Linked DNA regions of Mus musculus: region 2 is linked to region 1. The links are chromatin loops, found by intact Hi-C in ENCODE. Cell type or tissue: left cerebral cortex. All regions are shown on one strand. Links, peaks and the distances in the headings refer to the core of each region. The heading gives the core; the rest is flanking DNA.

What was found. Peaks named below come from ENCODE experiments on the same cell type or tissue, not always from the same donor. Only the 100,000 strongest peaks of a DNase experiment are listed, where the experiment ranks them.
Region 2: it touches region 1 in a loop (2.2-fold over the local background); 2 of 42 quality-filtered maps call a loop at or near these places.

The regions. Positions count from the first base shown.
Region 1 is chr17:7,243,792-7,246,693 of GRCm38, forward strand. All of the region lies in intron 3 of Rps6ka2 (ribosomal protein S6 kinase, polypeptide 2), which reads left to right. Among named protein-coding and RNA genes, the nearest start is that of Rps6ka2, 75 kb to the left of the region's middle. In left cerebral cortex, for the core only: a CTCF peak has its summit at 1,649 (motif pointing left); a DNase peak (open chromatin) is centred at 1,607.
Region 2 is chr17:7,168,577-7,171,478 of GRCm38, forward strand. Rps6ka2 (ribosomal protein S6 kinase, polypeptide 2) reads left to right here and starts at 1,539. Exons shown (of 21, transcript NM_011299.4): 1 at 1,539-1,867. The coding sequence starts at 1,769. In left cerebral cortex, for the core only: no CTCF peak of the experiment used is centred there; DNase peaks (open chromatin) are centred at 1,371 and 2,308; H3K4me3 peaks cover 1,913 bases; H3K27ac peaks cover 1,603 bases.

The sequences.
Region 1 (2,902 bases), core at 166-2,665:
AGGAAGAGGGAAGAAGTTCCCAACACTGACCAGAGTGCGCAGCGGAACTTGAAGGAGCAGAGCAGAGACTCTATGGTTTTAGAGCCTTATTATAGAAATGCAGGGGAAAGAGAGAAGGTAGAAAGGAGAGAGAGAGAGAAGAGGAAAGGCTAGAGAGAAAAGGAGAGAGGAGAGGAAAGAAGAAGACAAAGAGAAAGGGAAGAGGAGAGAGAAGTGAGAGGTAAGAGGACAAAGGAATAAGAGAGCAAGGTGGGGGCTTAACAGCCCTGTTAATGGTCTTCACTGTAGCTAGGTAACTGGGGAGGAATTTAGCCTGAAGGTCAGAAGCTTGGGCCATTGCTTACGTTACTACTGACCATGCTTCTCTCGTGGGGGCTGTGGGAGGTGGTACCTTAGGCAGGGGCTGGAGTTCTAAGAGCATGAGGGAATGCCTACCATGTCATGTAGGTGAATTATGACCATTGGGGTTCAGACCTCAGCTCGAATGGAGACCAGCCTACAATTCCCCACATCCTTTCTTATTCGTCTCTCATGGTTGATTTTCTCCTGGGAGCCGTGGTCGGTGGAGAGACCCCCTCTGGAGTCTCCAGGGCACCATCAGGGAAGTTGGTGGGTTAAAGATACTCTCAACCTGGCATAAGCAGGAGCCCATGTTTTTATCTGCATCAAGGTAGGGTATTTCTCCAAGAGTGGGTAGGTGAAAGTTTTTAATTCAAAAAAATAGGCCTTGAAAGCTTGAAGGAAGGAAATGAGATCAAGTCCACCCTGGGCTATATATGTAAGAAAATAAAAGCATATCAAAACTTGTAAAAGTCATTGCAAAGGCATGGCAGAGGCACGGACGTCTCTGGTTTTACTTGCCCAGTCCTATTGCAGACCCCAGGAAGAGTGAGGTTTCAAAGGTTCTAATGATTCTTCATTCCCCCCGTGTCTGCTCTCACACTGGTGGGTGGTCTGGGACTGTCCAGTATGGGGCAGCGTGCTTCTCTCATGCTTCTGGATTGCTCTCCATCTTCTGTCATCCTTCCTGTTGCTCTCCACAATGGGGTGTGTCCTCTCTAAATCCTGGTACAGGACAGCAATACCCCTGAGGTCCCCATCAAGGGCCTCTGACATTCTATACTTCCCAAGTTGACCCCTGTACAGGACAGGGGCTTTACATCCGCATTGCTAGCAAAGCCGTAGCCCAGACTCCCACCAGTCTCAGCGTTTCACCCAGGGTGGCTGCAGGTGGCATCCTCCTGACAGCCCTATAGCTTCCCTTCAAGGTAATTTCTCAAAATCCAGGTTACGATAAGCGCTCACTTGTTGTGGGATGTTCCGTTCCTGGTCTCAGTTCTCTGGTCTGCCTCATGCTAGCTCAGTGTCTTCGGGGCTGAGCACCAGCCTCTCACAATTCCCACAGGCATTTCAATCAGGTCCAGCCATGGCTCTGTGCCATGGGTATGTCCTGCCTCCTTCCTGGATCTTATGTACTTCATGACAGCAAGCTGGCCCTGCCCACTACAGCCTCTCTGTGCTGCACCCAGGCTGCCCAGCACCTGTTGAGTCCTGGTCTGCAGCCTCTTGACATGCTGTTCTTGTAAGGTTCGTCGTCTTCTCTCCACTTTCCTCAGCACTTGCAGTTTCCCACTGCTGCCCTCTTCTGTGGATCTCTTTACCAGCCTCTTCTAGAAGGCTGAACTTCGGCTTCTCATGCTAAATGCTAGCACAGACGGCATGAAGAGATGGTGATGGAACAGCAGTGGGCAGGGAGGACGTGGAGGGAGAAAGTGGGAGGGAGACACATTCATGACCCTGGTCCTGTAGGCATGTGTGTCTGTGGAGCTGTGTATCAGTGCTCCTCTCCCACAGCAAAAACATCACAAGAAGTACGCTCTACCGGCAATATCCTGCTTAGGTCCCTTCCCTCTTCTGACTCACGTCCATGCCTCCCAAAGAGCCACCCCTCAACCACCAAGAGTCACGCCTGGCATTGCAGTGACTGTCCATGCATGGGCCGAGTTACTCTCTTAGAGAGCTGGCCGGAGGGCACTGTTTTCCTTCTCAATCAGTGGAACATAATTTCCTCCTGAGAAGAAAATGCATGCTCGCTTCAGGGTGAGAACGCTGACTTCCAGGACTATGAGTTAGGTCTAAATCACAGGTGGAAAACCATGTCATATTCCACTTTGTTATCACCACATCATCCTTGGGGAAGGATTTCTTTAATAACACTTTAAATGTACATTGCCATTCTAAATATCGATGAGCAATGTAATATGATGCACCTGTCACTGTGGTCATTCTAGATATTCAGTCATTCCTCCGAGAGGCCAAGTGGGTGCTGTCTCCTGGGTATACCAGTTAGCCTGTAGGGTCTTAGCATTGCTGTAGTGGTTGTCAGCCTCTATTTTTGTTCATTTGTTTTGCCTCAAAACTAATGAAGTCTGTATTCCAGATGGCTGAATGTGAATGTCATAAAATACATACTGAAAAGAATGTCATAATACAACACACACACACACACAAGTTGAAAGACCCAAGGCTGAGGAAAATAAGAGCTTGAAATGGCAGGAGCGGTGATAAGCATGGAATGAAGGCCAGAGACACTACAGGATGATAGGACACTAAAGCCTGTGAGAAAGGGTCCTTATTCTTAAGGCACAGCAGTAGATTCTCCTACAAGGAAAGTGTCATGGTGTCTACAATACACTTTCATGTTTCTGGTAAGCAGAAAAAGAGCTGGAAACAAGGAGGCCAATGTGTCAAAATGTATGTGCTCCTTAGAGCCAGTGCAGGAGGAGAGCGGCCGTTATATTACCTCAGATTTTCCCTGCGGGTGAGACTGAACTAGCTTGTCTATTACTGTGTATCCAAGCCTCAAGAGCTCCACTCACATCCTGAAAATGTTTTGTTTTTG
Region 2 (2,902 bases), core at 99-2,598, 75 kb before region 1:
TGATCAGGGAGACCACTAACGAATGTGAGCCAGAGGTCTCTGCCCTCAGCTCTCCAAGACCTTGCCAATTCAGGAGTCTTAGGAACCAATTCTCCATAGGAGTTTATGATTAGGTACTCTAATTGCTAAAGTCTCCTTGAAAAAGGACCAGGCCTTGCCCTCAGGCAGTGTAAAATAATAAACATTCCAAGAGTAGCCAAGAAGGTTTGCTTAGAGGACCCGATCTTAGCCCATTCTCCTGATTTCATCCTTAGAAGGCACCTCTGGGAGCTAAGACATCACGGGGAGAGATGCTGAGGTCAAGTCACAAGTCACAAGCCAGTGTACACTGTCTCTACTGAAGCTGCAAACCCTTACACTGCATGCAGCCTATCTCTGGAGCCCCACACCAGAGGGATAGCAGTTCCTAAAAGCCCGCTCTAGATGGGACTGACTCCTGCTCCAGGTGAAATTAGCCCTTTGATGTTTTATGTGACGTGGGTTTCCCAGCATGTTGGATCTTTTGATTCCTGTGTCCTTTATGACTACCACCAGTCTGGGTGGGAAAGTGTTGAGAACTGCCCGGTGGGCTGCATATCATGCAGGAGAGTGAATCTGTTTTCTCCAGTGGCCAAAGGAACTGGGCTTACCCTCAGCTCTTCTCTAATCTGCTTCTATTCTGCCACGGGGCATAAGACTTTATTAACCTCAGCCTTTCTTTTTGTGTGACTAGGAAGGATCATTTGGACTTAGGTTAAAGCAGGCTCTGATTGCTTCCTCAGACTGAGACTCAGGATGTTCCTGCTGCTGGCCCTGATAGTCATCTGTGAGGATAATTGTCTATAAATGGAGCCCGAGGTCACAGAGAGCGGATGTGAGCCTTTGTTCTCAGCTGCTGGCCCCGACCACGTGAGGCGTCCTCACCGAGAGGAGGAAGGCCGCTGACACTGCGAAGCAGGCGGGGTCCTCTCCCAATGATTCCCCAATAAGCAAGGAGTTGCAGGGACCAGCTGTAGGAGTGACCCGAGTGTAGTGCTTGTGGGCGCTTTTCTAGCATGCTAGGTCATTAAAGTTTTGCTTTGCAGAGAAATTCAAAATGCTAAGCGTGGAGTCCAAGTGGACAGAGGTGTTCGGAGAAGAACACAACAGCTCGGACAGAAGAGGCAGGGAGACAGGACAAGAGCAGCGTGCCTCAGGAGCGACTGATTAAGCTCACAACGGGCGTGGGCGCTGATTGGCGGCCGTGGCAGTGGGCAGGGCGATACTGCACCCCACTGTTCTCTGAGGGCAGGAGTTGTAGGAGAGGGAGGAGTAGGCAACGGCGCTGATTGGAGGCGTTCACGGGGACAACGCCCCTGGGCAGGATGGCTGGTGATAATTGGAGAGTACGGTGGTGGGCGGGGTGAGGGTGGGGCTGTCCGGAGTAGGTTTTCCGACTAAAGGGGAAAAGAGCTCTGGCTGCGGGCACTGATTGGTGGGTGGGCGTGTAGGCGTGGCGCAGCGTCGCACTCTGGTTGGTCGGAACGACGCTGGGTGTAGTCTATGGGCGGGGCAGGTTGCCGGGAGCTGGTACTCCTGGCCGGAGGCAAAGGCGCCGCGGGAGTGATCCAGGGACCCGGGCCCGGTGGCCGGTGCGGCCTGCCCTTTGTGCTTGCAGCCCGCATCCGCGCCGAGGGCCGCCGCGTCGGGCTCCCCGGCGCGCGTGCCCGCCAGCGCGCTGCCTAGCCTGGGATGTGCCGGGGATGCGCGCCCGCCGGCCCTGCGGCTCCTGGCAGCTGGGCGCGGGGCGATGGAGCTGAGCATGAAGAAGTTCACGGTGCGCAGGTTCTTCTCCGTGTACCTGCGCAAGAAGTCGCGCTCCAAGAGCTCCAGTCTGAGTCGCCTCGAGGTAAAGGCCCTCCCCGGGAGCGCGCAGGATGCGGGTCCCCGCTGCGCCTGGAGTGGGCATGTAGAGCCTCAGGGCGTGCGGCTACAGTCCAGTGCATCATCACCCCAGACCGGAGCCAGCTGTGGGAAGTTATTTGAAAACTGGTCCAGTTGTCATGAAAATCTATCAAATCGACTCCAAATGTTAGCACTTCATAACAACTGCAGAGAGCGAGTCCTTGCTGCGATTGAAGTTAACCTCAGTGAATTTCTTTCTAGTGCCCCTGTGTGCACAGGATTCGGGGTCACTCCTAGAGAGAGGCTTTAGAGGAGGGGTGCGGTCGGTGCAGCTGGGTTGCCGCGTGGTGTGGGAGTGCTTTGGGAGGCTACATGAGTCCTAAGTTTTGTAGCCTCTGGCGCCTGCCCGTTTTACCTTGAGTCTGGTACTGTGTGGATCAGGGTATTTGAGATCAGTGTAGAGTTGACCAAAGCAACTCAAGAGGGCTCTGTGCATTTTGGTGTTCCTAGGTGGTGGAGTGCCTGACGCAATTCCCCCGCAGCCCAGGCTTTGAGATAGATTGGCTCTGAAACCCGAGGGATGCCGGAAAATCTTGACCTTTGCAGGTCTCGCATCTTCCATGTCCAGTCGTCTGTGATTTTAACGGTGGCTTTCATTTCTGACTAACAACTAAACTATCCTCATCCCAGTGCTCAGACCACGTTGTTGATGAGTCCATAGAGAGCAAAACCGTGTGACCCGCTTTGCTAGTGAAGTGTGTAAGAGAAAGTTGACAACTAACCTAGAGATTTCATGGAACATTGATGTCCCTGCTTCAGTGCAGGCCCATATGGAATTGTGTGTGTGGTTAGAAAAAAATATCACAGATTTCATGTTGAATTGCTCTGTCTCAGCCTTAGTATGTTACACACAGGCAAAGGGCTCTGTGATGATCAAGAGACCTTTTAAGTCCGGGGACAGACTTAAAACCACCAGGGAACTGCTGTTGAAAAAGTTTCTGTTGCTAAATTCCAGCTCAGAATTGAATAGAGTAGAGCG